Linked DNA regions of Homo sapiens: region 2 is linked to region 1. The links are chromatin loops, found by intact Hi-C in ENCODE. Cell type or tissue: dorsolateral prefrontal cortex. All regions are shown on one strand.

Evidence for each region. Hi-C counts contacts between places; a loop is a spot of excess contacts. Peaks named below come from ENCODE experiments on the same cell type or tissue, not always from the same donor. Only the 100,000 strongest peaks of a DNase experiment are listed, where the experiment ranks them.
Region 2: a loop joins it to region 1, with 9 times the contacts of the local background. A loop is called at or near these places in 68 of 110 quality-filtered maps.

Annotation. Positions count from the first base shown.
Region 1 is chr9:17,801,251-17,803,750 of GRCh38, forward strand. No RefSeq gene overlaps it. Among named protein-coding and RNA genes, the nearest start is that of SH3GL2, 220 kb to the left of the region's middle. In dorsolateral prefrontal cortex, a CTCF peak has its summit at 1,199 (motif pointing left); no DNase peak of the experiment used is centred here; H3K27ac peaks cover 261 bases.
Region 2 is chr9:17,530,591-17,533,090 of GRCh38, forward strand. No RefSeq gene overlaps it. Among named protein-coding and RNA genes, the nearest start is that of SH3GL2, 47 kb to the right of the region's middle. In dorsolateral prefrontal cortex, a CTCF peak has its summit at 1,252 (motif pointing right); a DNase peak (open chromatin) is centred at 1,261; H3K4me3 peaks cover 775 bases.

The DNA.
Region 1 (2,500 bases):
AACTGAAGTGTTCTTTGGGCTCACACACTGAATAAAACTTTGGTGGAGAATGATGGCTTAGGGAAATCCAGGCATTTTTTACAGACCCCAGAAGTCCCACTTGAGTTGTGCCCCGGTAGCCTCTTAAACATGCCCTTGAGGGTCAGCATCAGGTTTTTTAGCAAGCTTCCCAAGCAACTCTCCCATTCCTGCAAGTCTGGGGAGCTCTTGTGTGTATAAAAACTTTTTAAATAAGTAGCCAACTGCTCACTGACTTTCTTACCTACTGGTTTTGCTCTGAGACATTTGCATTTATTGATTGATCCAGTAACTTCAATGCATGTTTCCACTCAGAGTGATCTTGCAAATTCAGGACATCCTGTGTTTTTCCAACTTTGCTGACGACATTAAAGATGCGCTAGATTTGAGTCTGTGCTGACTTGGAATTCCCACTTCTTTCCTGGTCATTCGTTTACGCTTTGCTTTCCGCTTCCCCTCTTGCGAGGGAATCAGAGAGATATGTCTGCAGTTAGCCCCATGTTCCTCAGATGGGCTGCTCTTAGAGCTCTTGCTTTTCTTGTTTAGATCAGTGGGTCACACCCTGCAGTTCATACCAGAACCCTGAGGGATACGTGCTAAGATGCGGATTTCTGGGGCTGACACCGACGTTCTGATTCCATTTTCTAGAACAGGGCCAGGATCCACATGGGTGACAGGCATCCTGCCCCACCCCATGGTTCTTACAGAGGCAGCGTTCAAAGCCACACTCTGAAGAACCCGCCTTCAAATTTGGGAATTCTTTGATTTGTGAGTGCAGTGGAAGAAGACCATTTAAGAGATGGCTTGGCAACCAAGAAGGGGATATGAGGGACCAGCTTCCTCTCACATTGCAATACAAGTGCTTCCCATGAAAAGAGAAAGTTAACAGTATTGCAGAATGCACAGGTTAATCCCTGACATTAACAGTGACACACACTTCTCTCTTGGTTTTTCTTTTCTGGAATGAAAAAAGATCTGAATTTATTATGTATGAAATAGGGATGAAGAAGGAAGGTGGTTCGAGTCTGAGGAAACATAGACTTACTGACTTCACATACCCAATCATCAAAATTTTGGTGCCATCTAATTATGTATTGTCTTTTATGTTCTTTTTAAATTCTTGTTCTTTTATTTTTCCCAAAGTATTTTCGTGGGACCTAGATTGCCCTCTACTGGCCTGCCCCAAAATTAATCAGTTGCCAATCTGACCAATTTTCCTGGTGGTTATATAGTCATCATATACATAAGCTGCATTTAAGGTCTTTCTTTCTCACATAGCATGCTGCTTAAACTATTGCTCCTTTAATAAGTTAGTCATTTTTAGCAAGTATTGGTGTCAAAGTGATATCCAGTAAATAGTATGTGATCTTTGGGAAAAGAACCAAATTCTTGTTCTTCTAATAAAAAGCGTGCTTGTGGATCAGCTGGCATAGTTACCCAGTGACTGTCAGTTTTACTAGGGCTGCATGTTTGCCCTATAGGAATTACCCAAACTCCTTGAACTGCTTGATGATCTGCAGTCTCACCTCAGCTTTCTGAAACAGCTGAAAAGGTGTAGGTCACAGTATTTCACCTTGGACATCAGCCCTAGAAAAATGCCGTATCTAAAGACAATAGTAAAAGTTATACAGTATAAACAACAGTATTCTTATGAGTAATGCTTAGAGCAGCTTTATAAGGTACAATTTACCTACTATAACATTCACCCATTTGAAATGTACAGGTTAATGGTTTTCGGTAAGTGTATAGAAACATGCAAATAGCACCAAACTCCAGTTTTAGAACATCTCCATCACACCCAAGAGTTGTGCCCATTTGCAGTCGACCCTGCTTCTACCCCCATCTTCAGGCAGCCACTAATTTGTGAGTAATGTTTTAAATTACAAAAATTGAGATATTTTAGTTAAGTGGAAATCATTATAGTTTCATTGATAAATAGCACTGGCATCATTAGCCATCCGTCTTGAAAAATATCCCAACTAACGTGCTCACCTCCATGAAACCTCTCTCCACGTCCTTACCACTCTGATAAGGTAGCTCCAGCATCTGTACTTTGTTCACTTCAGGCTCTCACCATATCCAAGTTTTAAGGGGCTATCCCAGCAACACATTAGGACTAGCTCCAGGTGTTGAATATTGAGTCACAGGAGAGTTCTCCCATGCCAATAAATTATCCAATTCAGCCTTAAATTTCTCTCATCCATCCCCATTTCAACACTCTTGAGATTCACTCCCACGAGTCTGCCCCTAGTCTCTGCCAGTACTTATGAGCCTGCTCTTCCTACAGTGCATAGACTGTTTCCCCCAGAGCAGGCACTGTGTTTTTCTGCTCTGGATGTACTAAGCTATGTCGCTTTATCAGCCCAGAGGCAGCAGGGGCTGACCTTGGGAAGCAGGACCCTTAGGTGAAGACTTTGCAAGGTCTTCAAGCAAGGGGAGGCTGCTGGTCCTCTAGCAAAGTGGAGGAAGGATTTGCCTGTGT
Region 2 (2,500 bases), 270 kb before region 1:
CTCAGTCAGTTCTGAAATTAGGGTGAGGGTTGGGTCATTGGAAACCCCAATAGTAAGCCTGATTGAAAGCCTCACCAGCCCCACAGGACTGGGGTTCAGAAAAGCTTCAATTTAATTTAGAACAAATAGAGTGTTTACACATCTAATGATAACAAATTTGCACTCATTCATAAACACAGACACAGTTTTTTTTTATTTTGAGACGGAGTCTTGCGCTGTCTCCTGGGCAGGAGTGCAGTGGCGCCATCTCGGTTCACTGCAAGCTCCACCTCCCAGGTTCAAGTGATTCTCCTGCCTCAGCCTCCTAAGCAGCTGGGATTACAGGCACCCGCCACCACGCCGGGCCAATTTTTTTGTATTTTTAGTAGAGAGGGGGTTTCACTGTGTTGGCCAGGTTGGTCTCGAACTCCTGACATCGTGATCCACCTGCCTCAGCCTCCCAAAGTACTGGGATTACAGGTGTGAGCCACTGCACCCGGCCACAGATTTCTCTTATATTCATTATAGAGCCTTGAGGCCTTACAGGAGTAAAGAAAGATATTGGTTTGTTGAGTGTACTTGGTGACTCAGCTTAGCTGATGTGACATGTGCTGAAAAGTGAGGAAGATACTTCTAAACCTAACCTGGACCTTTGGGCAGCAACTGGTGACAAAAATTGACACAGGATTTACAGGAATCTAAGGAAATACCTAAATACCATTGAGATCTACCTGTTATTTTTTACTTGAAGTACGTGCTTTTGGTGAATAGAATACATTCTCTACCCCATCAGATCTCTCACCAGACATGTTAACTAGTGACCAACTGATGGACTGGTGGTTAATTGCCTCTGTCAACCCCCAGAGCAGAAAATGCTAAGAAATAGCCAAGAGCAATGTAGCCAGAGGAGGACAATTAAGCCTTTGTTTTAGAAATTTGCCTGAGTAGTTTTCACTGGGAATTAGGGGGACTTTCTTTTTTCCAATTAGTATCCATTTTGAAATATTCAACACAGGGCTGAATACTCAAAGCAACCCCTCGGATTACCCAATCCTTACTCTCAAGTTTGTTGTGTTCCAGGTGTTTCGCTGTTGCCTTAATTTTTAGGCTCACTATTCTGAATACCACATTTTCGACCCAGGAAGACAGTGAGAATTCACTGAACAGTGAGCAACGCAAGCAATTTTTACTAAAAGTGAAAGAGAAGTCAAGAAAGCACCACCAGGGTGCTGTTCTTTTCAAATAAAATACACGTGTCAATAACAGCAGTGGACACCGGGGGGCAGTAACACACAACATAGGCAGCCTTTTTTTTTTCTTTAAATTTTATAATTAAATTGCATAAATTAAATAATGGTTTTCCAAGTTTCCACTTTGAAAAAAGAATTTCCCCAACAGTGTCTGCTGGTCAGGAGATACCACGCAGAGATACATGACTCAAAAGGTTGTCTTCTGGATCTTAATCAGAAGATCTGATTCTGTTTGTGAATCCAGTAATATTGCCGTTTTACATCTTTGACTTGAAATTAGGACAGACTATCTTTTTAAATTGGCTTTTACTATTTTCTCTCATCTCATGGCAGAATGACCAAAAGCTATATATAGTTTTTTTTTCTTGTTTTGTTTCTTTATTTGAGATGGAGTCTCACTCACGTCGCCCAGGCTGGAGTGCAATGGCGGGATATCGGCTCACTGCAATCTCCGCCTCCCGGGCTCAAGTGATTCTCCTGCTCAGCCTCCTAAGTAGCTGGGATTACAGGCACACACCACCACACCCAGCTAATTTTTGTATTTTTAGTAGAGACGAGGTTTCACCATGTGATCCAGGCTGGTGTCACATATAATTTCCTATATTCACGTTTGTAAGTCAGCCCTTCCTAGTTTGAGAGGACAGACTAGGCCCTGGGGTTGTGTGCAGTCTTTCCCTGGCCATGGTGATGGGCTGGAGTGCAGGGGCCGGGGGATGGAGCTTCTGCTTAACAATGGTTTTAGGGCCGCGGTCATCTTGAGGCAGGTGTGGCAAAGGCACCCTGGAGAGGAGAGGTGAAGAGACCTGGAGGCGCCAGGGGTTTGAGAACAGATGGAGAGCAGGTGACCCTGGAGCTCACCTTCCTCGGGGCAGGGACAAGAGGAAGGCCACATGTGCCCCTGTGCAGAGCCAGCTCCCGTGGGACACACAAAGGCATCCACACCCTAGGAGTTTCAGCTTTTCTCAAGTACCACCTCCAGCCTCATCACTCTGCCAGCTGCTCCTGCTTAACTTGTCAGACTCTAGGGACCTATGGCAAGAAGATCACTGGACCAACCAGGAAAGGAAAATACTAAGGCTTCAAACTTTTGGAAAGCTACTGGCCATACTTTTATGGAGCACAGAAGAAAAACAAATCCTCAAGTATCTGATGCTGTTTAGAAATAAGTATAAACTGCAGTTCATCCTTAAAAATAGCTAAATAATAACAGCTGACTGTATATAGTGCTGAAGGGGGTTGGCCACGGTTCTAAAGTCATTTAATTCTTATAA